2 separate regions of the Homo sapiens genome follow, and region 1 is linked to region 2. A link is a loop called in an ENCODE intact Hi-C map of the cell type or tissue named here. Cell type or tissue: OCI-LY7. All regions are shown on one strand. Links, peaks and the distances in the headings refer to the core of each region. The heading gives the core; the rest is flanking DNA. Region 1 overlaps KHDRBS2 (KH RNA binding domain containing, signal transduction associated 2). Region 2 has its middle 440 kb from the start of FKBP1C.

Region 1 (15,519 bases), core at 6,704-11,703, 970 kb before region 2:
ATATCTGAAATAAAATAATCAGGAAATATTACCATCATTATGACATCTTAATGAAACAAAGTAATGTCTTAAGAGTTTCTAATAGAAATCAAAATATTTTCAAACACATAATCACAGATCTTCCCCTTTTGGAAAATTACTTTTCAGTTGTTTTCCTTCCAACTAGAGTTCCGCAAATAAATCCTTCCCACATAAAACCAAAACCTGCCATCAAAACTACCCTGACCCTTATTCTCTCCATAGTGTTATATATATATAATGTTATATTCATTCAGGGTTAGAATGTATTGAGATAGTGCTTAGAAGACAAAAAAACAGTTGGATAGACAGTAAAGAGGAGATTGAAGGATAATCCTTAATTTATTCATCCTTCTATATCCACATTCTTCCACTGTCAAGACTATACTAATTCCACTGTGGTTCAATAAACCTATGAAAACATTAGTTTTAAGTATTATGTATAAAAGTGATGAAGTAGTAAGTTCATGTGTATGCATGTGTATGCATCAAAACACATGATATCTAAGTTATATATATGCTAGTATTCATATATACACATTATATGTTTGTATAAGTGTATATACACACATTTTTAAGTAACAAGATTTATTCTATAATATGCCTATAAGTATTATTGCTACAGCATTTTGTATACATGGTAAAATTTAATTCTGAATTGTAATACCACCACTTGGACTTGTTCTAGTGTCTAGGAGTTTCCCTAACCTTTAAGCTAAGAATCATAGTTCTTGATCCCTAATTAATCTGGGTGTAAAACTTTTTCAAAGGGAATGATTAAGAACTAAATTTTATATTTTTGTTATTCAAATCCTATATGGATAAAACTTCACATTGCTACATAGTGTATTGTTAGAATAGAAAGTCAGGTGGTCCAGTCTAAAAATATATTTGAATGGCAGTTCCTGTCATCATTAATATGAGGAGCTTTAGTGAGGTGATCATAAATGCTCCTGTCTGCATTTATGTCTTGGTTCTCCAAGTTCTTCCACACAAACTGCAAAGCAAAAATATTTCTTGTGTCTCAGAGTTATCATGTCCAAAATTAACCTGGATCTATACTGGGACATAGTTGTGTAGTACAACAGTTCATTTACTTTCTTTTATATATACTAATGGGGGGAAATCTTAACTCTGATGTCTTGTTTTTAGGATCTTCCTGACTCTGGACTTTTTTCAACTTAACAGCTGAATCTATGTCCTTCTCCAGATATGGGGTCTATTCTACTTGCAGGCAGGGGACATAGCCTTCATGTGTCCACCCTTATTTCTGACCTAAGAATTGCATTCCCATATCCTGCTATGGAAGTTTATTTTTAACTTGTTCTACCTTTGCTGGAATCTATTTGTTAGTTTCCTCTCTTTTTAGGATTGGGACAACATCTTGTTCTTGTCAGTCTCTCACACCTGGACAGCTTCCAAACACCTATGACTAAGGCCCTCCTTCCTAATGTGGACTGCTTTCATGGGTATCTAAATATTATCAGTTCCTAGATGCTGTGTTGCCATAGCCCAGTCGCCTGCCTGGCAGGACATCCTGGGTGCATATACTGGATTTCCTTTAGGCCAAATACATGCCTGCATTTGCACCTGTCTAAGGATGATAACAGGAGCAATAACAACAGTTATTATAATTTCTACCCAAATTCTAATTCATCAACATATTTTGTACATTACACTACATCAATAGTTTTCATTCTTTGCTTTAGTTTTAGGTAACATAATATATGAAAACATATATTTTCTCACATTTCCACTGATTTTTTTTTATTTAACAAATAATTCCAGAGCACTTTTATTTTGCCAGGTCATATCCTAGGAATTATAGACATTGATTTCTATCCTTAAGGAGTCTAAATACTACTTGGAGAACAGAATATAGTGAAATAAAATGGTGCTAAAAGCATACAAGAATTCCCTAATTAAGGAAAAAAGAAAAGTAGTATGAGTTAGAGCTTTCTAGAGAAGGTGCTTGCACTTAAGCTGAGCATTAATGATTAAGTAAAATTTAAGAAAATGTGCATTGGATTTGTATCTGCTTCCATATATCTCTACTTAAACTGATAATTTATAGGAATTATATTTGATAAAGAAAGAACACTGATGAATAGCTCATTTGTCTTATTCAATTTTGTTGCATTTCAGCCAAAGCAGACTGAAGGTGCCGCTGCTCCCTATCTTCTATTGATGATGGTAATTATAATGACATTGGTGATGATGATGATAGCAAACAAAAACTTCCTGAGTGTTTATATATTCCAGGAGGTTTGTTACAATGGCTTTATAGCCTTATGGTCTTTGTCCCATTTCATTCTCATAATAGGGATAATATTAAGACAGCCCTCAATATTTCTGGCCATTTCTGGACGTAAAACTTCTCTTAGTTATTCAATCAAATACTAATCTTGCTACTGCTGTGAAAGGATTTTACAGATGTAATTAAGACCTCAATTCAGTTGACCTTAAGATAGAGGATTATCTAGGTAGGTCTGAACTGATCATATGAATCCTTTAAATCTGGGTCAGAGACACTGGAGTCAGACAGATCCAGAGCATGGGAAGGATCAATGCATTATTGGTGGCTTTAAAGATGGAAAGGGTCACATGAGAAGAAAATAGGTAGACTGTAGGATTTGAGAGCGACCCCTGGCTGACAACCAGCAAGGAAATGGAAAGTCAGGGGGCCTTAGAATCAACTGAACTAAGAAAATGAATTCATGACCACATGAGCTTGAAAGGGGATGCTGAGCTCCTGCCCACAGCCTGACTAACACTTTGATTTTAGGCTTGTGAAACCCTAACAGAAAAATCAGTTAAGTCTGACTGGACTTCTGACTTACAGAAATGTGTGATAATAAGTCAATATTATTTTGATCTACTGACTGTGGTAATTTGGCATGCAACAATAGAAAACTGATGTAATGCTCTCAATCATATAAATTGGTAACATTATTTTAAATAAGGAAAGTGAATCTTAAGGGCTTTTGCTCATATTTACCATACATCAGTAGGGCTGACAATGCAAAACACAGCACTATTGTGAAGATAATGTTTTCATATTATGGCAGTTTTACTTTTGATGTTAGAACTAAGGACTCTTGCCTCCTAATCTGTACACAATAAGTTATATATTATTTTCTCCTAAATTCTAGTTTCAAACAGAGACACAGAAGCTTGAAATGGCTCCCATGTCCCTAAGTACCTAAGGCAATATTTAGAAAATGCTCCCAAGTTCATTAGGGTTAAGGTAGGGAGTTACAAATTTCTTTTCTTCAGTATTTTTCTTATAATTTTACACATTTCTCTGGGTACAGTTTGTGGCCTCAGGCCTCACAAATGCTTTGTTTTCATCTACTTGTCGGCAAATCTCTCATCTTAGCTAAGGCCTGAAAGGGTCACAGAGGAGAAACTTAAGGAGCACTACATTCATGTCTCCATCCTTCCCATCCCAGAATGAAACAGCCATGAGTAAAAGAGGTAGCACAGTTAATGGCTCTCCACATCCTAATAAAGAGCAGATAGAAAGATTTAAGGCAATTATCTTGAAAATTTATGGGGATAAAAGCAGGAAAATAAGGAAGGTTTATTGGCCTAAGCATTTTGACAACCACATGGATTTAGTTTAAATCTTGACTTTGTTTTCACAGATTCAAAATGTATTTTCTGAGTCACAGACTAAATCATGATGCCTTGCTTCCTCCTACTCCTCATAATCAATTCTTTAGTAGTTGTTTGAGTAACTGTGAACTGGGAACAAAACAATTTGTCAATTGGTTTCAGACTCAAAGACACAATTACTTTGCAGGCAGTACTGTTGCCTATGGAAACAATGATTATTAAGAAGTGTAAGAATCAAGGTGATTCCCAGCACACTGTTCAGAGAGGGACTGAATGGTTATGGGCATCCTTTGAAGAAAAGGTATTAAAAGCCTGCTGACCCTGCAGCTGTGTGTTGAAAAAATTACGTATTACTGAGAAGCACATGAACTCTTATATATTTGTATACTTTCAAGCTTCATAATAATACCAGCCAACACTAAATTGTACGTACTATATGCCAGGAATTGTTCATGGCATTTTTACACATATTATCTCATTTAATCTTCAAAATAATACTATTGGGCAGTGTATTGGTCCATTCTCACGCCCTGGAGACATTTTCCCCATTGTCTTGGTAATTAACATTTGGATCCTCATTACTTATGCCATGAAGAAATGCTCAAGACTGGGTAATTTATGAAGAAAAAGGTTTAACTCACAGTTCTGCATGACTGTGGAGGCCTCAGGAAACTTACAATCATGGCAAATGGCACTTCTTCACAGGGTGGCAGGAGAGAGAAGTGCAGAGTGAAGTGGTGAAAATCCCCTTATAAAACCATCAGATCTTGTGCGAACTCACTCACCATCACAAGAACAGCATAGGGGTATCAGGTCCATGATCTAATCACCTCCCATGAGGTCCCTACCCCAACATATGGAGATTACAATTCAAGATGAGATTTGAGTGGGTACACAGAGCCAGACCATATCATTTGTGCCCCTTGCCCCTCCCAAATCTCATCTTCCTCACATTTCCAAATACAATTATGCCTTCCCAATAGCCCCCCAAAGTCATAATTCATTTCAAGATTAACCCAAAAGTCCAAGTCCATAGTCTCATTTCAGACAAGGCAAGTCCCTGCCACCTACGAGTCTACAAAATCAAAAGCAAGTTAGTTACTTCCTAGGGAATGGGGGAAATTGGCCAAAACGAAGGGACTACCGGCCCCTTGCAAGTCTGAAATCCAACAAGGCAGTAATTAAATCTTAAAGCTCCAAAATAATCTCTTTTGACTTCATGTCTCACATCCAGATCACGATGATGCAAGAGGTAGGTTCCCATGGCCTTGGACAGCCCCATCCCTGTGGCTTTGCAGGGTACAACCCCCCTCCCAGCTGTGTTCATGGGCTGGCATTGAATGTCTGTGGATTTTCTAGGCACATGATGCAAGCTATTGGTGGATCTACCATTCTGGGGTCCTGAGGACAGTCGCCTTCTTCTCACAGCTCCACTAAGCAATGTACCAGTGGGGGCCCCAACCCCACCTCTCCCTTCTGCACTGCCTTAGCAGAGGTTCTACATCAGGGCTCTTCCCCGGCAGCAAACTTCTGCCTGAATATCCAAGCATTTCCATACATCCTCTGAAATGTAGGTGGAGGTTCCCAAACCTTAATTCTTGATTTCTGTAGACCTGCAGTCCCCACACATGTAAGCTTCCAAAGCTTATGGCTTGCACCCTCTGAAGCAACAGTCTGACCTGTACGTTGGCCCCTTTTAGCCATGGCTGGGATGCAGGGTACCAAGTCCTAAGACTGCACAAAGAAGCAAGACCCTGGGCCTGGCCCACTAAACCATTTGTTTCGTCTTAGGCCTCTGGGCCTGTGATGGGAAGAACTGCCACGAAGGCCTCTGACATGCCCTGGAGACATTTTCCCTATTGTCTTGGTGATTAACATTTGGCTCCTCATCCCATATACAAATTTCTGAAGCTGCCTTAAATTTCTCCTCAGAAAATGGATTTTTCTTTTCTATTGCATCATCAGGCTGCACATTTTCCAAACTTTTATGCTTTGCTCCCTTTTAAACATAAGTTCCGATTCCAAACCATCTCTTTGTGAATACATAAAACTGAATGCTTTTAACAGCACCCAGGTCACATCCTGAATGCTTTGCTGCTTAGAAATTTTTTCCTCCAGATACCCTAAATCTTCTCTCTAAAGCTCAAAGCTCCATAGATCATTAGGGCAGGGACAAAATGCCACCAATTTCTGCTAAAGCATAGCTAGAATCACGTTTATTCCAGTCCCCAAGTTCCTCATCTCCATCTGAGACCACCTCAGCCTAAATTTCATTGTTCATATCACTATCAGCATTTTTGTCAAAGCCATTCAATAAGTCACCAGGAAGTTCCAAACTTTCCCACATCTTCCTGTCTTTTTCTGAGACCTACCAATGGTTCCAACCTCTGCCTGTTACTCAGCTCCAAAGTCACTTCCACATTTCCAGATATCTTTATAGCAGCACCCTACTCTATGTGGTACCAATTTACTGTATTAGTCTGCCTTCATGCTGACATGAAGGAACACCTAAGACTGGGTAATTTATGTAGAAAGAGACTTAATTGACTCACAGTTCTGCATGATTGGGAGGCCTCAGGAAATTTATAATCATGGCAGTAGGCACCTCTTCACAGGGGAGCAGGAGAGAGAAGTGCAGAGTGAAGGGGGCTAAAGTCCCTTATAAAACCATCAGATCTCAAGAGAACTCACACACTATCATGAGAACAACATGTGGGAACAACCTCTATGATCTAATCACCTCCTATGAGGTCCCTCGCCCAAAATGCGGGGATTACAACTCAGATTACAATTAGAGATGAGATTTGGTACGGACACAGAGCCATACCATATCAGGTAGTAAACACTATATTGCTGTTTCAGAGAGAGGAACATAGAGGCAGTATGGATAAATAATTTGTACACAGTCACACAAGTAATTAGTGGTAGAGGTGGGATATGAACCCAGGAAGATAGGCTTCAGAGTCTATGGTCTATTCACTGATGCTGTGGCAAATTTTATTTTCCAAAGATATTTACAACAATATTTCATATCCAACTCATTTTTCTTACAATGTGATCATGACACATTTCCTCAAGAAGTGTGGTCTACATTCTCCTTTTTCTTAAATATGATAAGGTCTGGGACGAAGCTGGAAATGACATTGAAAGTTTCAAGTCTAGATCATAAAAGATGATACAGCCTTCACCTGATTCTCTGTTGGGGTACTCATACTTGCAGCCTGAGCTGCCATAAAAGCAGCCTGATATCCTTGGGACCACTATGGCATGAAAAAGCCCAAAGCAGCCCATAGGAAAGGGCTACGTAGTGAGGTCCTGAGAATACATAAAAATGGAGAGATGCCCAGGAAGCTACCAGTTGCTACAGAATCCCCACTATTTCAGCACCAGTCACAATTTGACTTCAACCACGTGAAGGATTTGAATCAAAATTGCTTTGCCAAGCCATTCCCAAATGCAAATGGATGATTTGAACACCCATTATATAGGAGATAAGTGGACTTCATTTAAAATGAAGCAATATAATTACTTTTTAAAAATGTGTTTTAATTATGTTATTATATTGGTATACGGGTCTGATTTCCCAAATTTCCCAAATAGAAATATTCTTATTATGATATTATCACATTTGAATTTTAAATGTTGATGTAATCTAGTTACTAGTTTTGTTTTGCCTTCTATTATTTCAAAAAAAAGGCCTAATTTCTATAGATACTGGCTAAATTTTACAAGCTGTAACTTATTTTTCAATTTTTAATTTTTATTTTGTAATTAAATAAAAATTGTATATATTAATGATGTACAACATAAAGTTTTGATACATGTATATATACATTGTGTGGTAGCTAAATTAAGCTTATATTGTACTCACTGTCTTTAATTATGTCAAATCATTTTTTTTAGGATGAAAAGTCTACATTACCTTGAAATATCCCCTTCTTGTGATGAAACATATTTTACTTTGTGAATAAGAAGCCACAGAAGACATACAGATGGCCAATAAGCATAGGAAATAATGCTCAAGATCGCTGATCATTAGCAAAATGCAAATCAAAACCACAGTGAGATACCATCTCACCTAAGTCAGAATGGCTATTACTAAAAAGTCAAAAAATCATAGAGGCAGGTGAGGTTGTGGAGAAAGGGAATGCTTATACACTGCTGGTGGGAGTACAAATTAGTTAAGCCATCGTGGAAAGCAGTGTGGAAATTCCTCAAGGAACTTAAAGAATTACCATTTGGCCCAGCAATCCCATTATTGGGTATATACCCAAAGGAATATAAATCATTATACCATAAAGACGTATGCACAGGTATGTTCATTGTAGCACTACTCACAATAGCAAAGACATGGACTCAACCTAAATGTCCATTAATGGTGGACTGGATAAGAAAATGTGGTACATATACATCATGGAATACTATGCATCCATAAAAAGAATGAGATCATGTCCTTTGCGGCAACATAGATGGAGCTGGGCGCTATTATCCTAAGCAGAACTAATTCAGAAACAGAAATCCAAATACCACATGTGTCTCACAAGTGGGAGACAAACAACAAAATCACATGGACACTAGGAGGGGAACAACAGACACTAGGGCCTCCTTGAAGGTTGAGGGTGGGAGGAGGGAGAGGATCAGAAAAAAATTTAACTATTGGATATTATACTTATTAACTGGGTGACTAAATTATCTGTACACTAAACCCTCATGGCACACAGTTTATCTATGTAACAAAGCTGCACATGTACCCCTGAACCTAAAAGTTAAAATAAAAATAATAATAATAAAGAAATCATATGGCAGTATGTAACCTGACTCTGTTACATACTCAGTGTGTTACATACGGAGATTGTAACAATCCAGCCATAAGACTCACACTGGATAACAATATTAAATCAAGTGTCATGTTACGGAGAGATCTGAAGAACAAATTAAATACTTTTTCAGTCACTTAAAGCAACTGCTTGGATGTTCACCCAGTAAGCTCCATCTTATTGCTCAATGGGCATCTTATTTGAGAAGTAATGTTTCCACTGGCAAACCTATTTACTTATTTAAGCTTTATTTAAAATGATTTTAAATATATAAAGTCAAGTAATATGTGGGGGTGTAAGCTCAACCACTACTAGTAGTTTAAATCTATGAAACTGATTAATCTTAAATATTTGAAAGTAGAATTCATTTTCAAGGGACAATCACATTCAGTACCCAGTTCCTATGTATGTCCACTAGAGATATGTAGAAATTGATACTAATCCATTAATATGAAGTTGGAGTATTCAAATGTGCCCTAAAAGAAAACATAAAACTTATATTTTATATGTTAGGTTATAAACATGAAACTATATCCAGAATTCTAGTTCTAGTTCCATTAAATACATTTATTACTAGAAGTCAGTGTAATTACAATGAAACTGAGTTTTAGCATTAGGTTTCTGAAGAAGTATTGATCAAGGGTAAATGTGATTTCTCAGTGAGATGATCAATTTTCTCCTAAATATAACTCTAAAATGGCTACTGCCAGAGTCATATCTTTGGAGTGTGTGCTCATTAAGGATAAAACATCAAAAAATAGATAAGTGAGAAATGAATGTTTTAGGTTAGATTTGGATTACAGTCTTCATTTCTGTATTTCAATGACTGCAATTGTAACTAAATGAAAAATTGAACATTTTAGGATTTGAAATGAGATAAAAGATTACAGGAATGTAAAAAATACATCTGTATTGATATTTCATGTATCTTTACTTTTTTTTAAATTAAATTCAAATTTTCTTTTTTTCTTTCTTGATTTTTACATGAATTAAAACAAAATACAAATAATTATATAAAAGGAATAAAGGGAAGAAAAAAGTAGAATGTTAAATGAAATTCAATTAAATTTGGCATAAAATGTGTTTAGAAAATTTGTTAAACGCAATATCTATTTCTTTATTTCCATGATTGAAATAAAAATTGTCTATAATAATGATTTTCTGAATATGTATTCCTTATCTATGTTTTAGCCAGTGAACTCCACTGGGAAAAAAAAAAGAAGGTAAACTGTCATGCAATGGTATCACATCTAAGCACTAGCCTCTTTTTACTATATTTGCAGAAGTCAAATTTACTAATACCAGTCTAATGTTTTGTAGTTCCTTCCTGTAGATGGCAGCAGAGCAGGCATAAAAAATCAATAGAACAAATTGTCAGACCAGTAATGTGGCTTCTGTTGTTCTGCTTCTCATTAAAGGCAATGGCAATAGAAGAAAAGCTATTACTGCAACCAGAATTCTTAATGAGTTTTGCTACGAATTAGTTTACAGCCCAAGTACATGCTTTGACATTTGGTTAGCTAGAAACTTGGGCAACTTTTCATGCAAAAGGATATTACTGCACACAAGCCTGAAATGCTTAGCTATTGTAATATCTGAGCTGTTATCAGAACAGGTCTCTACAAAATACCTTAAGAAAAAAATTGACCTTCATACTCCTGCCTTCTTCTGAGCTGATGTCAAATCAATAAAAAAAACCTAAAGCCAATGTTTTATTGATACTTGAACTAATGTGGTTTGCAAAATCTTTTTATTAAGCTTTGCAAACCAATGTCAGGTTAAACTGCTGTGCCCAGAAAATGGCAACCTCAAAAACTTATCTGACAAATGTGATGGAGCTTCTTAGACACATTCTGATCAAGACCCTACCTGACAACCTCTTCTTTTCAATAACTTCAAGGCTATGAATAAATATTGCAGTTTTTATACTGTAGCAAGGATTTAGCTGTATAAATCATGCGGGAAATTCTGGAGCACCAGTCACTGAATATTTTTAGTTTCATCATTGTGAAGATTCATAATGTAAAGACAATTTTTGTAAAGTATAAGAGAAAAATATATCGCTTTTAGCAGTATCTCAAGAAAATTGATGTTGAAAAGAATACTACAGGAGCAAGGATTGAGAAACTGGAGGTCCCACAGGGTCTTAAATAAGGTAGACTATGACAGATAAGATCCAGAATCACTGAATTGGACACTTCTAGGAGGCAAATGGCTTTGAGGTACAGCATTCTCCATCCGTACCTTGGTTTCTCAGTGTGACTGTGATACCAGCCAGTGGGTCACCAGTGAGTGTCCTGCAATGGCCTCTGTATGGTAATATTGATCACTCCAGAATACTGAGAGCGAGGTCAGGTTACTAACTAGCCCAGCAGCCTTTAGACTATGCCCTGAAGGGACATGATCAAGTGACATTGCTGAGGTCAGGCCCGAGGTTGATGTGTGGTGTTGAGAGATGACCAATTCAATAGCAGGCCAGAATGGAGTGGCAGAGCAATCATACTTACAGGGCCTTGTTGTATGTATATAAGCCTTGGGCTTCCTACACCTCTTCTCAACTGCCTAGCCAGTGTTAATTTCTCCAGAGCAGCATTTTCCAGCCATCAGGTCACAACATACTTGTATATTCTAATAAATAATAAATGCTTTGTTATTATAATGAAGCCTACAAATTTGTAAATAATGTAAAAATTTAATAAAAATGTATATTAGAATGAAAAAAAATACTAATACTGCCATACATAAGAGACTTTGGATAGATTATCAAATATGTACTGCTTATTACACATTTAAAAAGAAAATAAAGACAGCAAAAATACTGACTTCAGGTACAAAACTCTTATAGAATATTTAGAGAGGGACTGAGAATTGAATAAAATAAGCTACATCTTTAATAAATAAGAATAGAGTAAAATAATGCACTGTGATCTAAAGATCAATGAATGAGTGGGCTCTTTTGGGGGTACAAAGGAAAGGGAGATTTAGGACTAATGTGTTTTTTAAATGCATTTTTGTTCTTACTCCCTAGTCCTATTCCTCCCCATGGAAAACCATTTTATTTTATTATTATTTTTTAAGTTAGAATTTCCATTTTTATTTTAGATTCAGGGAGGTACATACTCATGTTTGTTACAGGGGTATATTGTATGATACTGAGGCTTGGGCTTCTATTTATCCTGTCACTCAAGATAGTGAACATAGTACCCAATAACAAGTGTTTCAGCCCTTTCCCCCTCCTTCCCTTTTTTGGAGTCTCCAATGTCTATTGTTTCCATCTTTATGCCCTTATATACTCAAGATTTAGCTTTCACTTATAAGTGAGGACATGTGATATTTGGTTTCCTGTTTTTGCATTAATTTGCTTAGGATAATGACCTCCAGATGCATTTATGTTGCTGCGAAAAACATGGTCCTTTTTATGACCACATAGCATTCCATGATGTATATGTACCACATTTACTTTATCCAATCCACCACTGATGGGCACCTAGGTTTATTCCATGTCTTTGCTATTGTGAATAGTGCTGCGATGAACATCCAAGTCCATGTGTCTCTCAGGTAGAATGATTTATTTTCCTTTGGGTATATATCCAGTAATAGAATTGCTGGGCCCAATGGTACTTCTATTTTAAGTTCTTTGAGAAAATTCCAAACTGCTTTCCACAGTGGCTGAACTAATTTTCATTCTTACCAACAGTATATAAGTGTTCCTTTTGCTCTGCAGCTTTGCCAACATCTGTTATTTTTGACTTTCTAATAGACAGTCTGACCGTGTGAGTGAACCAACATGTTTCTTGATATCTCAGCTTCAATATCATTTGCTCAATCTTGTTCCTCTCTTCTTGATTTTTTTTATTCCCAAGATTAAACACATTTAACATTTTTATAGTTGGCTTTTACATATTACCAAATCAGATACCTAAATGTCACAAAATTCCTTCTTTTACTCCTTTGAGACTTATAGTCAGCCCACGATAAAATCTGATGTTTCTTCATGTACAATTCGGTTTACACTTATTCCAGTTCCAGTGTGATTTAATCAAAAGTTGTCTAGTTTCTAGAAGAAAATGCCTATAGCACAGACTTTATATCTTTTCCATTAAAATTATCTTCTTTAATTATTATTGTAAAAAGTTAATGAAGTTCATATCTTTATCTTATAGCATATGGAAAAGATCTTTGTATCTTTCAGGATTCTGTATACATTTTCTTTTTATTCTATGTTGATACTAGTGGGTGCCCTGCTAATTTTAAAATTTACCTTCCTTTATAACCACAGTGACTAATTTCACTTACCTTCACCATCCTTCTCTTATCTACTTCCAACCATCGAGACAAGACAGCCTTTCAGCACTCTTTAAAATAACCCATGTGATTTTGCATTCTCCAGATAATTAAACCTTGAAATGTTCATTAATAAAAAGTGTACTATACCTCTTTAACTTCCTAGTACTGTGAAGAGTGCTTGTCACATGGTAGGTGCTCAATAAATGTGTGATAAATAATAACTCCAAAGACAATGCTTATTAAATGCCAGACCTTTCATGAGGAGCTTTAAGTGAATCATCTGTTTTAATCTTTCCAACAACCCAGGAGGAAACTAAAACTTATAAATATTAAATAAGTGAACCAAAGTCAAAGGTAAGTAAAATAATTAGTATAAATGCATCGTATATTATAATGAAAAATAAGAGCCATTAATCAGCTAGTTTATAACTTTTAATGGCTAATACCTTTGAATTTCATATTAAGGAAACTGTAACATCAGAAAGATTCATAATACATTTCACATAGTCAACTTTGGCAATAAAAGGATAAAATATAAAACAAACCACTACTCTGTAAAACAGAATAAATACATATTTAATGTGGTAACATTCCTTACAAGGAAACAAAAACAAAAAATATTGATAATAAACCATAGTCTGAGAGTTGAGATATACTCATTTATATATTTTTCTAATACCTTTGGCCTCAGTACATTTTCACATTTGTACCTTGGCCTCGGCGTATTTTCACATTTATATGTATATAGTTGTCTTTTCACATGTATGTTAAGATCATGATAATTTAAGTTACTTGAAGACACTTATTATTTTATTTTGGAAGCCTCTCAAAATCTAACATAGTTTGCAACAAATAAAAAGATTTTGCTTCTACCATTATATGTAATGTGCAAAGTAAATGTGTATATGTAAATTATATGTATTATTAAAATGTAATGGAAAAGAAAATGAAAGTAACAATTTTAAGAAAATCAAATATAAGAACATATACAGGAATTAGAATGGAAAAAGTATTCTGGTATTATGAAAATGACATACAGGAGGAAAAGAAAGATGATCCAAGATGAGAAAGTTAGAGTTGGTTCAGTTAATGAGGCATAGACTACTCTGATGGAAGACCATCTTTTTTGCTGTAATGTGACAATACTGTGTTCAGAATTATTCTTGATATTATACTACTAAAGGCCATTGGAACCCAACTATATAGTTTGTTAAACTAGGTTTAATAGCATGCTACTGCAAGGAGACCACATCACCAGGGAGACCATTGAATTGGTAGGGATCAGGCAGGATTTGCAAACCTAGGAATTTCTGGAACCACATTAATCTGTGAGGAGTTACTATTGTCTGTGGTTTTGAGATGGTGTATATAGATTTAAGTAAGCTAATATTAGAAGAGTATGCGTTTAGATAGTTTTTGCATGTCATTTGCAGGATAGATAGTCATGCATGTCATTACTTGGTATAGTTCTTCTGTTTTATAAATTATAGTACAGTCTTGCATAGTGTAGTTTCCATTTGAATTATCAGCTCCCTGCTCAGTTCTACTAGCAGAACTGCTTTTACTTTATCAATATTAATATAGTGAAATCCCATAAGAGTTAAATGAAATTAACTCATTGTCTGGAATAAACTAGATAGTGGTTAATTATAACAAAGAAAAAGTATTTTTCCTCCTTGGTGACCTTCCAGTGCATAGAAGTAGTAGTATGACACACACTAGGCACTTTGCCTCCATTATTACTCCCTGCTTTTACTTACCTCTTATTATTGTTCAGAATCCTGATGAACAACTCAGTCCCACTCCCACCTCCATGCCAGTAAAAAAAGCTTCGTCCTGGGTTAAGTCTGGTTGAACTCCAATTAGATTAATGAAATAAAGCAACATATTTATTCATTTATTTATGAAGCTGTGGCTGAAAATTTATACTAGCTGACTTTTAAGTCCACTCAAATGAGTGATTCTATGATTCTTTGAATCCTGTAGCAAACAGATATCAAGTGAATTCTTCAGGATGGAATGGTGTTTACTTATTGAATAAGCATCAGAACTTTGAGCTGCTGCTCTCTTCTATTTTAGTATTATGTTATAATTCATTATGACTGAAATTAAAATAAATGAACACACCCCAATCTAAGAACTAATTAGTTACATTAAAAACTATATGTGGCCGGGAGCGGTGGCTCGTGCCTGAAATCCCAGTTTGGGAGGCCGAGGAGGGTGGATCATGAGGTCAGGAGATCGAGACCATCCTGGCTAACATGGTGAAATCCTGTCTCTACTAAAAATACAAAAATAAGCTTGGTGTGGTGCTGCGTGCCTGTAATCCCAGCTACTTGGGATGCTGAGGCAGGTGAATCGCTTGACCAGGGAGTTGGAGGTTGCAGTCAGCCGAGATCGCACCATGGCACTCCAGCCTGGTGACAGACTGAGACTCCATCTCAAAAAACAAAAACAAACAAACAAAAAACTATATATAGTGTTAATATGGTTTCACTTTACCCAAAGTTTAGAATTGTATGGGTTTGTTTGGGTTCAAATGAGTGTGGTCAGGGGTGGGCATAAATAACACAGTGAAAATACAGTAGTCTCCCCTTATCTGCTGGGGATATGATCCAAGATCCCCAGCAGATGTCTGAACCTGTGGATAGTACTGAAAGCTATTTATACAGTTGTTCCTCAGCATCTTTTGGGGATTGGTTTAAGGACTCTGCAGGTTAACTAAACTTGAGCACAAAAGCTCAAGTTCCTTATATAAAATGGTAAAGTATTTGTATAT
Region 2 (15,519 bases), core at 5,888-10,887:
AAAATGAAAGAAAAAGCTATATAAGATGTAGAATATATAGTAAAAATGCAAGCTTAAGGAAGAAAGAGTTCCCATATTTTTTTCCTTCCCCACATTAGTATCTCTTGTTCAATTGTCTATATTTTTTCCTCTCTAAATACTTTTAAGCTCTTTTTTCATATATTGAATGTTAGCTCAGGAGACCAAACTTAAAAATAACTTAATGTTCAAACAACAAAAAGTTGAATTGTATTTAAATTCCTTGTTTTGGATTGTTGAAAGCATGGAAAAAAAATGATGAGAGAAAAGGAAAATCTATAAATAGATATTAAAAGTTTAAACTTCAACTTTACAAAAAAACTATTAGAACTATTAAACGCATTCAGTGATGTTGCAAGATACAAAAAAACATACAAAAATTAGTAGCTTATCTATATGTTAACAGTAAACTATCTGAAAAAAATCAAGAAAAAAATTCATTTACAATAGCTACAAAGAAAATAAGATACCTAAAAATATAGTTAACCAAGGAGGTGAAAGATCTCTACACTGAAAATTGTAAAACGTTGATGAAAAAAATTGAAGACACAGATAAATGGAAAAATAGTCCATGTTCATGGATTAGAAGAATTATTATTGTTAAAATGACCAGGCTACCCTAAGTTATCTACAGATTTAATGCAATCTCAATTAAAATACCAATGACGTTCTTCACAGAAATAGAAAAAGAAATCCTAAAATTCTTACAAAAGCACAAAGACCCCCAAAGGCCAAACAATCCTGAGAAAATAGAACAAAGCTGGAGACATCATGCTACCTGACTTCGAAATATGCTGCAAAGACACAGTAACCAAAATATCGTGGTACTGGCATAAAACAGACACATAGACCAATAAAGCAGAATGCAGAGCCCAGAAATAAATAAACATACATATGGCCAACTGATTTTCAACAGAGATGCCAAGAATACACAGTGAAGGAAAGACAGTCTCTTCGGTAAAAGGTGCTGAGAAAATCAGATATTGACATGCAGAAGAATGAGTCTAGTTCTTTCCTCTTACCATATAAGAAACTCAACTAAAAATGGGTTAAAAACTTGAATGTAAAACCAAAAATCTATGAAAACACTAGAAGAAATTACAGGGGAAATGCTTCACGGCTTTGAAGTGTTGTTCATGGTCAAGAATTTTTAAAATAAGACCTCAAAAGCACAGACAATCAAAAGAAAAAATAGACAAATAGGGTTGCCTCAAAATAAAAAGCTTTTGCACAGCAAAGGAAAAAATTAACAGAATAAAGAGACAACCTACGGAATGGGAGAAAATAGTTGCAAACTTTACATTTGATAAGGGCTTACTTCTTGGAATATATAAGAAACTTTAAGAATTCAAAAACAAAAAGACAACCTGATTAAAAAATGGCCAAAAGAGCTTAATAGACATTTCTCAAAAGAAGACATAAAAATGACCAACAGATATATTAAAAAATGTTCAACATTACTAATCATCAGGAAAATGCAAATCAAAACTACAATCAGATAATACCTTACTCCAGTTAGAATGGCTATTACCATAGGAAAAAAAGAAAACAAGTGTTGATGAGGATGTGGAGAAAAGGAAACACTTGCACACTGTTGGTGGGACTGTAAATTAGTTCAGCCATTATGGAAAATGCTATGGAATTTCCTCAAAAAATTAAAAATAGAGCTATCATATGACCCAGCAACCCCAAACCACTACTGGGATTACAAAGCATCAATTAAAAAAAATTTAGACTTCGGATTAACGTTACAACTGAAACAATATATACCATAGTATGGTGATCATGTTATATTGCTTATACTATACAACATATATTTAATCTCTCTAAAAATCATATTTGTATTTTAATTTAAAAAAACCTACCACATCATCTTGTTGTAGGTTGGCATGACTTGCTTTCCCTAGAGGTGGGTAGAGGTCATTCATAGTTAACTTCTTTCATAGATTCTTCACGAGTCCTTGATTAGAACAAAGAGCATTTTTAACAGTGATAATATGGCACATTCCTAAAAGAATAAAAAATATTTTAATAAGAAATTTAATAAAAATTTTAACCCAGATACTGATCTGAAGCAAGGAGTTGTGATCAGGAGAAGAAGGTATGGAATACAGTACTATGGATTGAATTCAGTCAAAGGAAGTAGTACCCCAATGGTCATTTAGAAATCATCACGACTACCAATTTCACCACAAGCCAGAGTATACAGACCCCAGGAGCAAGGCTTCATCCTCCATCTTGGTTTTAAAAGAGCAGGACCAATGCTGTGGATGGAGCTCTCCCACCAAGGCTAAGGTGTGGGTCTGCCTCAGAAGAGCCAAGGGGATAAGGATGCCACCCTATTTGGCCTGCAGTGCACAGCATCTAACCAAAGAAGGGTATTATGCAACCTTAAGAGCTAATGAAACTTGCCTTACTAAATTTTGGGTTTGCTTGAGACCTGTCACCTCTCCCTTCTTCCATATTTCTCCCATTTGGAATGGAAATGTCTACTCTATGCCTCTCCTACCATTGAAGTTGGGGAGCACATAATTTGTCTGGTTTCATAGGTTCACAGCTGGAGAGAAATTTTGCCTCAGAATGAATTTACCTTGAGTCTCATTCATGTCTGATTTAGATGATATTTGGATGAATCTTTGGACTTTAGATGTTAGAGCTGATGCTGAAACAAGTCAAGAGTTTTAGTGATGTCGTGGTGGAATTAATAGACTTTGCATGTGAGAAGGACATGAATTTGGAGCCCAGTACCAGAATGCTGTTGACTGAATTATGTACCCTCAAATTCACATGTTGAAGACCTAACCTTCTATGTGCTTATATTTGGAGATGGGACCTTTGGAAGGTAATCAGGTTTAGATGAGGTCATGAGTAGGGGACCTACATGATAGGATTACTTTCCTTATAAGAAGAGACACAAGACAACTTGCTCATTCTCTCTCCACCATGTGAGGATACAGCAAGAAGGTGTCCATCTGCAAGCCAGAAAGAGCTCTCATCAGAACCCAAGCACACTGGCACCCTCATCCCAGACTTCCAGACTTCAGAACTGTGAAAAGTAAATTTCTGTTGTCTAAGTCACTCAGTTTGTGGTGTTTTGTTATGGCAGTCCAAGCTAACTAAGACAGATGTGATATCCTTCCCCAGGAATAAACCATAGAGAAAACATCTCGAAGATAACTGAAGATAGTGTTCGCTAACATACCCTGTATATTTAATTGCACTTAAAGAGGAAGATGGCAGAGAACTAATAAGGCAGGTTTTAAATCAGTGATATCAAGGAGGAATTAAAGGTAAGGTATTTCTGATAGGAATCATGATTGAAATAAACAATGCAGGCAATTGTTAAGAAGTACATTTTTCGTAAAACGTTACAATATTATTTCCATAAGAAGAATCTCCACTTTTCTCATTTCTTCTCTTCAGATGGTGCCATATTTTTATAGCAACACAAAGAAATGTTGTAAGTGTGAAATTACTTACTTGGCCTTTTTATGGATTCATATGGCCTTACATGGAATGAAGGAAAGAATAAAAAATGGATATGATCCTGACCATGTTGAACAACAGATTTTCAAGACTGTCAGAAAAGGACCACAGTGCGTATATCAGCTAATTTATGTCAAGATGGCATTTTTGTGTAGTTATAAAAATGAAGAATATTATTTGTACAGAGCTTTAACTTGTACTGAGGCCTTCCACAAATGATATGTCATTGAGTTCTCACAATAAGTTACATTCTTTGCAAATTGTTTTGTGAAATTCTATATACATTTCACAAATGAAGAACGTGAGGTTCAGAGAATTTTTGCAAATTAATGACCAACCATAGATCTAGTAAGTTTCAGAGTTAGTACCTAAACCTAAACTTTGCCTCTTTATTCTTTATTCCCCAGTACTTGAACAGTTAACAAAGCATTTATTCTCTAGCAGGAAGTTACTTTGGCCTTCTATATTTAGTTTTGAACTTACCATTGAATAATTTCCATAATAGGCCAGGCATGGTGGCTCACAACTGTGATCTCAGTCCTTTGGGAGGCTGAGGCAGGAGGATTGCTTGAACCTAGGAATTCAAGACCAGCCTGGGCAAGATGGCAAGACCCTGTTTCTACAAAAATAAAATAAAGTAAAATTAGTTGGGCATGGTGGTGCATGCATGTAGTCCCAGTTACTCAGGAGGATGAGGTGGGAGGATTGCTTGAGCTCAGCAGTTTGAGGTTATGGTGAGCTATGATCATGCCACTGCAATCCAGGCTGGGTGACAGAAATAGAGACCCTGTCTTTTTAAATAATAATAATAATACCCATGATAAAAATACTTGTATTTTATTACTTTTCTTTTAATATTTATAACTCAGTGTGTGTCAGACTTTTTGCTAAGTCTTTCATATATATAAATAATAGATAGATAGATAGATAGATAGATAGATAGATAGATAGATAGATGCTCTATGAGGTATTGATTATCTGGACATGAATTCTCTGCTACATTCCTAAAGAAATACTCACTTTTCCCTATCTTATTCTGTCTGACATCAAGCTACTACTAGTCACACCATTTAGGACACTCAATTTAGATTATTTGATCTATTGTTCATCTATAACAAGATTCCAACCAGTGCCAACTCCCTGTCAATGCAAAATTCACTGAAATTTTACTTGCCCCACCTATTCACTTTTCCCTTTAGCCTACATGTAACCTGAAAATCACCTATCAATAATGCTTTTGAGAAAATAATTATCTAATTGGAAATCTATACCCTTTGAACAATATTTCCTCAATCCTTCACTCTCCTCCATCCCCAGTCTCTGGTAATCACTGTTCTATTCTCTACTTCCATGAGTTTGACTTTATTAGAGTCCACATATAAGTGAGATCATGACGTATTTGTCTTTCTGCGCCTGGCTTGTTTCACTTAGCATAATGTCCCCTAGGTTCATTCATGTTGTCAGAGATGACAGGATTTTCTTCTTTTGTAAAGTGGAATAGTATTCCATTGTATACATATATGTGTATATGACATTTTTAAATCCAGTCATCTGTTGATAATCATTGCACATTATATACAAATTCAACATACCACATTACACCTCATAAATGCATGCAATTATGATTTATCAATTAAAAATAATATTAATAAAAAGAGATAGTTTTTTATATTAATAGAAACCTATGTCCCACATATTTATTAGTACTGAATATGTATATAATCTGACTACTACATCTCCATCTCATTGAATATCAGGGTTCAGGTTTATATGAAAGCATTTTTTCTCATCTCCAAAACTGCATTTGAATTCCTTTGGAAGCTATGAATTGGATTTAGAAAACAATGACAGACTTCCAAAACAGACAGGGATATTTTTCAGTTATAATTTTTCAGGTAATTCTGACTTTCTATGTTAATTTTCTAACTCAGTGTTTTCCACTAATTTATAAAGGAGAACTGTAACCTTAATATATGCATTTTCCTCATAGCCAAAATTGTTGAGCTGTTGAAATCTAAACAACATTTAAAATATCTATCAGGGAGGGAGATGAGCCTTTAAGTTTTGAAATCTAATCTAAGATGATACTTCATAAACTTTTACTTACTGAGTTTATAAAAATGGGCTGTTTTAAAAAATATGTAGACTTTCTTGTCAAAGAGCCTGTCTTTGTTGTCTCTGATATCTAATTATTCCCCAAAGTAATCTCTTTGTATCCTTTCCTCCAAAACAAGTATGTGACAATCTGCTCCTCAGATAAAAGAACAAGGAAAGAATGGTATATGTTCTCATTCAAAATAAATATAAAAGATAAAAGAAATGAAGTGTAATAACAAATCCTAAGTGAAAAAAAATAAGATTTTAAAAAATTATTCCAACTGGGGAAAAGAACTATTAAATGTATGTATTTTATTTATATTGTCTTATCCGGAGTGGAAGGTGTGCTGACGCCTTCCACAAGTTGTTGTTCCACAAGTCAACACCAACCACAAGTTGTTTTTAACACAATACAATCTCTGTTTTTGTTTTTTTTTTTTTGTTTTTTTTTCAAATGAGGGGTAACAGAACTAATACCAGGCAGGTTAGGAAAAGATAACTTTGACGAATATTTAACCAAAATGACTTTTTTATGGAAAGAGGAAATTTCACAAGTTTGGATGTAAATAATGTCTTCCAAATTGATCTCAATAATAAAAGCTATTTTTATAATTTCTATGCAAGAGAACACAAATAGCTACCATAGCTATACAGATACCCCTAAAGAGAAATAGAGAATCCCCTTTTAACTGTTATGCCCTTCATTTCTTACTTTACCTGAGAGAGAAAACAAAACTTATATACTGTTCTACTTATTTTAGAAAACAGAAACTGATTTTCTTGTTGCATTTTATTTTACTTATGAGTATAAGTTGCATTTTATTTTACTTATGAGTGTCAGCTAATTATTCATGAATTAAACTGAAGGATGATCAGCTTGGAAGGTTTTATAAGATACAATATTGTGATTCACTTGTAACTACAGACTTAAGTAATCAGTAGAGCTTATAATATTAATAATTAAACTTGTATACTTAGTCCAGGAGAAGATATTTAGATTAAATAATGCTCCACCCCTGCCAAACAAGATGAGAGTACTCTAAATATATTTTCTCTGCTGTTGAGTTAACATTCCAAAAATAATTGTTTAAATTATGTATTCCTCTTTAGTGAGATAATGCTTGCATAGTCCATATAAGATGTTCCCTTAATTTTGATAATGCAATTTCCATTCAGTTCACTTTTAAGAAAAACATCTATTTTTGGTTAAAACATTATTAATTAATTTATTTATTTATTTATTTATATATATATTTTTTGAGATGGAGTCTCGCTCTGTCACCCAGGCTGGAGTGCAGTGGCGCAATCTCAGCTCACTGCAAGCTCCACCTCCTGGGTTCACGCCATTCTCCTGCCTCAGCCTCCCGAGTAGCTGGGACTACAGGCGCCTGCCACCACAGCCGGCTAATTTTTCTGTATTTTTTTAGTAGAGACGGGGTTTCACCGTGTTAGCCAGGATGGTCTCCATCTCCTGACCTCGTGATCCGCCGGCCTCAGCCTACCAAAGTGCTGGGATTGCAGGCGTGAGCCACCACGCCCCGCCAAAACATTGTTTTTAATAAATATGAAAATTTATATTTATGTGTTAAATTATTCCAAATTGTCTTCAATTCTTCATAATGATAAGAGCTCTGTAAACAGAAAAATATAGTCCTCCATCTATGACTTTCTTACTGCTGGCAGAAAAGAATTGAAGGGATGCATTGCTTCAGGAGCCTATGGGGTGACTGACAGATGCATTCCATTATACAAGTTTCACAATTATTAGGTCTAAGCTTCAACTCAGGGAGTCAAAGAGCATTTTGTGAGTGACAGAAAAAAGGAGTTTACATGGATGCATCTGCCTGTTCACATACTTTTTGGTGTTATATGTCGATGGCAAAGAAAAGCATCAGACCTTTCTATACAACATCCCTGAAGTGTTTCTGTGCAAGGTGAGAGGAAGGGGAAAGTTTAGATGATAGAGAGCATAAGGTAGAGATAGGGGGCTGGGAGAGAGTTATGTATCCTCTTTTCCTCCCTCATAAAAACATAGAATGCGTCCCTAAGTGGCTTTATATCTGCCCAATCTCCCTTCTTTCATAGACGCTGTAAATAATGGTAGCGAACCACCTTCTATTTCTTATAATATGACTTTGCTCTAACAGGACATACATAAATATCTGACTTCCTGCTAACAGTCATCCTAGGTTCCCTTTCATTAGAGTTTATTCTCTTACGTGTGAATGTTTTTTTCACTGAATTTATAAATGGAAAGTAATATTCTCTTGTATCTTTCTTCTTTCCAGAAATATTTCATTTATTCAAGCACAAAATAGTACCTTAGGGGACTTTCTCTTTTGAATGAAATGGTAAACAGGGAACAATAAAAAGACTTCATGTTAATTGTTCAATTTTGCGTGCATTTGGTGTTTGAAATAAATTAGCAGCGACTTTATTTTGGATATAGAACTATATAGTACTGTAAATAAAACATTTAACTGATTCCATTTTCCCTGTCAGCATAAAGAAGTTTGAAATATATTGATAACATTGCATGGCTCCCTCTGGTGGTTAACACCTGAAAACTCTCATTAATTTGGTAGAAGACAAGCAGTCAAGAAAGTAAATAAGGAAAAATTATCTGTGCAACAAATTTGAAGATAGATATAACTGAGATCGTTTCTCCATTAAAATATCTTAGCAATTGAGCTATATTAAGGAAGTTGTTATTGAAAATCTCTATCTTTCCTGGAAACCACTAAGGGCCTCTTAGCTTGCAGTGGGCATTTTGCTACCAGTTGGAGGTGCGGTGAGTGAACTCCAGTAGGCCTATGTGAGCAGCAATCAAATTAACTCCACAGCTATGTAGTCCAAGCTCTGTGGTGTCCTAATTACATTTAAAGAGGGGATAAAAGAACTGGAAAGATGACAAATGATGAAAGCGGAAATGAAACAAGGAAAACTCCAAAAAGAATTTAGGAAGAGATATACAGGGCTTCCATGTGATGATTCTTTTTTTGCTTTTCATTTTGCCTTTCAAATTAAACATTGCAACACAGATCGTAAAGTTCACTTTGTGTTTATTAAAATGTATGGCCCTGCTAGTGTGTATATTTCTCTGCCTTTTAGGACATACTTAGGATCCATTCTGTACACATTATCTTCCATACTAAGCATTAGTTCACTTAATCTGTCCATTAGTTAAGTGTTATTAATCCCATTTTTCAGATGATGAAACCAAGTCTCATGTAGACTGCATAACTTTCCCAAGTCACACAACTAGTAAATTAAGATTGGAGCCTAGGCTGGGCACGGTGGCTCACGCCTGTAATCCCAACACTTTGGGAGGCCGAGGAGGGCGGATCACGAGGTCAGGAGTTTGAGACCAGCCTGGCCAACATAGTGAAACCCCATCTCTACTAAAACTACAAAAAATAGCCAGGTGTAGTGGCAGGAGCCTGGAATTTCAGCTACTTGGGAGGCTGAGGCAGGAGAATCAGAATCGCTTGAACCCGGGAGGCTGAGGTTGCAGTAAGCAGAGATAGCGCCATTGCACTCATGCCTTGGCGACAGTGAGAGACTCTGTCTCAGAAAAAAAAAAAAAAAGGTTGGAGCCTAAATAGGTTTAATACCAGAGCCCATCTTATTTCCAGCATACAACCCTTTCTCTTTCAAGTTACAGGATTTATACATGAATATTTTTTAACGATTGTGACATAGTTGGTGGGCATTTTTATTACCACCCTCCTAATCTATTTTAAACTTCATAATCTAGTGAAAAAACTGCTAACCTTTTGTTGATATTTTATTACCCTTTCCATTTTGTTAGTTTGTAACAGTTTCATCTTGAAACAAAATGTAGAATAAGGGGGCCTATGGTACTTCAAATGAGTAATTTTTTTAAAATAAGATTGTCCTTATAGGAAATTGGGCATACATTTTGTGTCAGATCCAAGTTAAGAGCTTGATAGGTACTCTATGAAAACTTTAAAATCCCAGGCTTTGCCCTAGCACCCTGGTTTCTTGAGTTAGAATCTCTACTTTCCTATTTCACAGCTATGTGACTCTCACAAGTTACTTACAACTTCTGAGTTTGAGTTCTCCTATCTGTAAAGCCAGCATAAAGATACTACCTACATTCTAGCATTGTTTTGTGAATTAAATTACTTGAGATAAAGTGCTTAAAACAGCCTGAAACATGGGAAATCCACACTAAGTATTCAATTGAGAAATTGAGCTATAGCAATAAAATAAATCAAATAAATCACCAGGGCACAGAGCCAAAGAAGTGAAAAATCCAAGACTTAAGCAAAAGCAGTCTGTATCTGGCATTTGAAGCTGAATTATTGCTCAGCATTACTGTTTAGTAAGCCAATTACTACTTTGGAGTCTCTCTCCCTTTGTTAAAAGTGTATCTGGATAAGCATAAACAATTGTTATTATGTTCTTTTCTTTCAGTTAAGAAGTTCACTCATTTTCAGAATGGTTGGAGTAAAATCGAAGTTAAAGCTACAGACATTTCAAGGTCCCTGAAGATGTTTCCTACTTTTCAGTGGGAGTTCTTTGAACAATTTTCCTCCCTATTCACACAAGTAGTACATGGTTGAAAGCAAATAAATGATGGCTTAGATAGTCTTTAAGACACATTCTGAATAATTCTTCATTAAAAAAAGTAGATTCTAGAAATGCTTCAGAGTAGCAACAAGTCTTCAACAAATGTCCATGCTCATGTTTAACACTTCTAGCCATACTTAGTAGTAGCCTAATCAACCCATGGCTGCTAGTATTTGAGAAAGGCAATGAGGGAGTAAAACCCTGATAAGTATTTAAGACTATTTCTTCTGTCTAGTAAATATAAACTGTACATATGTTTGTGTATAATTTTTTAAATCCCTCTTCTTCAGGCATCTGTTAGTCTCCAGGTCATTATTATTAAGTTAATCTTCATTACCCTCTTTCAAATATCTTATCAGTAGGGGACTATTGAATGTTTGGAAAGTGGAGACATGTAGTCGCCTGAACCCATGCTTTAGGGTTAATAGGCTTTAGGCAATACTGCCAAATGTATCGTAGGCCCACTTTTGCAGCTCCAAAATTAGGCTTCAATATGGTTTCAGGGATGTGAAGCTTTAGAAAAAAGCCTTTCTTGCATCTGTGAAAAATGTTTTTTCCAGTGCAGAGGAAATAATATACACCTAACTCAGTATGTCCACTATTTTCCTTGAAGAAGGGATTTGAAAAGATGGTGAGAAAAAACTCAATCTCTTTTCCCTTGTCTTTCCCATATTTAACGTGAAGGACAATGAATATGGTTTAAAAAAATGTGTGCGGCCCAATATAGGACAATCTTCTCGTGGAGATACCTTATTATGAGGTATCTGTTTAAATTTAGATAATCTGCATATGTTTAAGAGGGATTCCTATTTTATAATCCAAGGAATAATTCAAGAAAGAAACTGATAAGACTGCCCCAGAACCTTTGTAATAGTGTTGTAGTGGTTATAATTAGTTTTAATTAAATGTTTTCTGATATAAACTGGATTCATTAAGCCAACCAAAGATAGTTAACTGAGAGTTCATCAATTTACATAACTAACTCAGCTAAATATGATATGAAGAAGAGGGGTCTTTATATTTTTATAATGAAGAAGACATGATTTTTGGAAATTTTTACAAATGTTTAAAGAAAAGGTCAATCCATGAAATTAGGCATTAGTTCTATGCACACAAATACTCTTGCTATTCTAAGATTCTCTTTTTGTAGTACTATATTAATAATTACAGTGATAGGACTCCTGTGTTAGGACCATGTTTTGCAAAAAAATATTTAAAAATGAAACTAAAATTTAAATTCTGAAATTATAAATGTCTGTGTTAAAAGATCCTTTTATAGCTTTTTCCCATTTATATTTTATTTTTTATTTGCGACTCAGAAACAAGGACCACACTTTCGTACAAACATTTTCAAGTTAATGAGATTTAGTGTCTGGAATAGGTACCTAGAAACTTAGTTCTTGACCATTTGTCATGGCCTATCTATTCACATACATGTCAACTTTTCAGGGGCAGATTAAACTCAATTCAAAATGAGTTTAGTTCTAATTTGGTTTAACCAAATCTAACTGAAGGGAAGAAATTCCTAAATAGCAAAAGTTCTTGTACTAGGTTAAATAATTTGCTTCTGCTGCCTATTCAGTATTATTTATTCTGAATTCATCTGTTTGATTTATTTATATACTATAATGACATAATTTAATATTCCACCTTCAGCTTTCTAATAAACCTGTAAAGGGTTATAACAAATTGCATAGAGAAAATTTGTCATAACTTAGAAACCAGAAACAAGAACTGAGAAAACTGGTCATCTGCAAGACTATGCTGCCTACAGGATAAGGACCCTAAGTATTGGGCCACATGGCATACTCCAGTGTGCGGGCTTCAACTCAGATACCTACATTTGAATCCTTGTCCCTAAACTTATTATATCACCCTGTTGAGTTACTTTATCTATTTGAGGCTCAGCTTTTCTATTATTAAAATAGGAATAATAATGCCTACTCTAATTTGGATGATGATGAAATGGGATGAAACCTCTAAAATGCAGAGCACAGTCACTGTAATCAGAATGATCTCTTAAATGGCAGTTGTGACTACTATAATTTATACATCTTTGGATCTTCTCGATGCCATCTTATTCTTGATCTCACTAAATATTTATCTGATGCTTGTTGTATGTCCTGTATTTACTTTATGCAGGGAATACAAAGAGAATGTGGTATGTGTCTGGTTCTTGAGGACTACCTAGTGAGCAAGTGTTATGTGTTGTACATTGTATGTTTTATAATTTGATTTGAATTTTTCAAAATCATATTTGTAATTTTGATTTTATTAAATGGTATTTTTCTAATATTTTGAATTAGCCATTTTCACAATTAGGAAAAAGTGAACAGAATTAATAATATTTGTCATTCCTTTAATTACACTTATACATTCAAAACAGAATCTCCATTGCACAGTCCTTGGTTGGACAAAGTCTTATAACAGCTAAGACCTTCTTATCTTTGGACATGTGCTTGTTTCATGCTTAACTAAGTTTAAGTAGCTTTTTCTGGAAACCTTGTGGAGATCTGTTTTCAAATTTTTGCCTTTGATATATATATCTGTTTTTATTGTAATACCTAATTATTTTTTAACCTCCAACTGACAAATTTCACCTAAATTTAGATTGGATATGAAGAAGAAACCTACAGTATTTTTATTTTCTTTTTGCTTGAGATTTCATGTCTCATCTCCTTAACTTATACTCTTTTGAGTTCATCAAAGAAATGTATCAGGTAAATTAAATCCACATAGTCACAGAAAAATTATTTGAGGAAATGAACACTCATCAGCAGAAACTTATGACATTTGAATTGTTCTAAAAAAATTCTAAAGATTGATATCTCCCCACCATGCAAACCCACACTTAACCTTTCTTATGCATCAGTCAGCTCTTTCAAAATAAATCGCATAACCTAAAATGCTCAGGAGTAGGAGAGATTTTTAAGTAAATACAGCACTTAAAATTATTGGGTTACTGTGGAACCATAAAAAAATGCAATTGTTGTAATTATGTGAAAAAAAAACCCTTGCTTGACGTTTATATTCAATTAATTTCTAGAAGAAAGCAACATGTATTTTCTTCATATAACATAATTATTATCCTCAAGTCACATACATAGCATACTACTTATTATAATAAAGAAGTGGAATTTTATTAGAAGGAAGGGCAGTTTTATAAAAAAGAGAACTGGAAAAGGCAACTTTATGTTTTTCAACTATTTTTGTAGCTGAAACTTTCCATTCTTCCAAGGTAGCTCATGTTATACAACCAATGTCTAGAATTTTCTCTTGCTTATGTTGTAGTCCCATTCTTGGAAAGCTAAGGGGGCCAGGTTTAAGCCTGTATCGTGAGTATGAATATTAAACCACAAGCTCAGAATGTGCAAAAATACCACTTTCCTTTACTTTTTTAGTCAATACATATCACACTGTAAGTCCATGACCTTCCACACAGAAGAGGAATTAGTATCAGTCCTAACCCCAACATATCCTCTTAACACACCTACCCAACTTCCTTCCATTTACAAAACCCATTTTTCCCAAAATACCAAGATAATAAACTGACACTGGAGTGATTATTGTGTTCCATGGAAGGAAGAAAAATATCAGGAGCATGAAGACAAACTAATATTCTCTAACATCAATCATAGTAGAATAGAATAGAAAGCTTCAACACAAATGAAAGAGAACAAATTTTTTTCCTAAAGCACTCTGTGTAGTACTCCTCTCCTTTCTCTTCCATGTAGCTAGTGCAGTGTGACATTTGAACCCCAAGCAAGACTTGGAAATGGAAATATGATAAGGAATTTTGCATATGATATTGCAAGAAATAAATCTCTTAAGACATATTTAATGCTTACTTTTTTAAAATGGTGCAGTACAAAATATTTATTTGTTCATCCCTGAGAGATCTGGACAAAATACATAGATATATTATATTTTAATTTATTATTATATAAATATATAAGTATATATAATATATAAATATGTAATATATAATATATTATATTATATATAATACAATGTATAATATATAATATATAATATATAATAATTATATATTATTATATATATTATATAATATATTATATAATATATATTTTATATATATAATATATATAATATATCATGTATAATGTATGTATATATAATACAATATATAATATATAATATATGTATATAATACAATATATAATATATAATATATGTATATATAATACAATATATAATATATAATATATGTATATATAACACAATATATAATATATAATATATGTATATATAACACAATATATAATATATAATATATGTATATATAACACATTATATAATATATAATATATGTATATATAACACATTATATAATATATAATATATGTATATATAACACAATATATAATATATAATATATGTATATATAACACAATATATAATATATAATATATGTATATATAACACAATATATAATATATAATATATGTATATATAACACAATATATAATATATAATATATGTATATATAACACAATATATAATATATAATATATATATAATACAATATATAATATATAATATATGTATATGTAGTACAATATATAATATATAATATATGTATATGTAATACAATATATAATATATAATATATGTATATGTAATACAATATATAATATATAATATATGTATATGTAATACAATATATAATATATGTATACATAATACAATATATAATATATGTATATATAATACAATATATAATATGTAATATATTATATATAATACAATATATAATATATATGTATATATAATACAATATATAATATATAATATATTATATATAATACAATATATAATATATATGTATATATAATACAATATATAATATATAATATATGTATATATAATACAATATATATAATACATATTATATATAATACAATATATAATATATATGTATATATAATACAATATAATATATATAATATATGTATATATAATACAATATAGAATATATTGTATTATATATAATATATGTGTTCATTAATTTACTTATTTATATATATTATATATATGTTATGTTCATTAATTTGCTTATTAATATTATCCTATGTGCATGGTAATTTAAGTACCAAGGAACCTAAAGCTGAAAATATCTACTGGATAAGCTCGTTATAGTCAGGCAGTCTTGAAAATGGCTGTGAGTGATCCCTGCCTGTTGATATTCATGCCCTTATGTAGTACCTTGCCCTTACTGTGGTCTCTGGGTTTAAGAACCTGTTTCAAATAACAGAAAACAATAAAAGTTATATAGAATGTCACCCCATTGATTGGGTTACC

The links. A loop is a pair of places that touch in the nucleus more often than their neighbours do. Peaks named below come from ENCODE experiments on the same cell type or tissue, not always from the same donor. Only the 100,000 strongest peaks of a DNase experiment are listed, where the experiment ranks them.
Region 1: a loop joins it to region 2, with 5 times the contacts of the local background. A loop is called at or near these places in 3 of 110 quality-filtered maps.

The regions. Positions count from the first base shown.
Region 1 is chr6:61,799,422-61,814,940 of GRCh38, forward strand. The region is part of intron 6 of KHDRBS2 (KH RNA binding domain containing, signal transduction associated 2); the gene reads right to left. Among named protein-coding and RNA genes, the nearest start is that of KHDRBS2, 480 kb to the right of the region's middle. In OCI-LY7, for the core only: CTCF peaks have their summits at 9,790 (motif pointing right) and 9,990; no DNase peak of the experiment used is centred there.
Region 2 is chr6:62,767,481-62,782,999 of GRCh38, forward strand. No RefSeq gene overlaps it. Among named protein-coding and RNA genes, the nearest start is that of FKBP1C, 440 kb to the right of the region's middle. In OCI-LY7, for the core only: CTCF peaks have their summits at 8,148 (motif pointing left) and 8,372; a DNase peak (open chromatin) is centred at 8,141.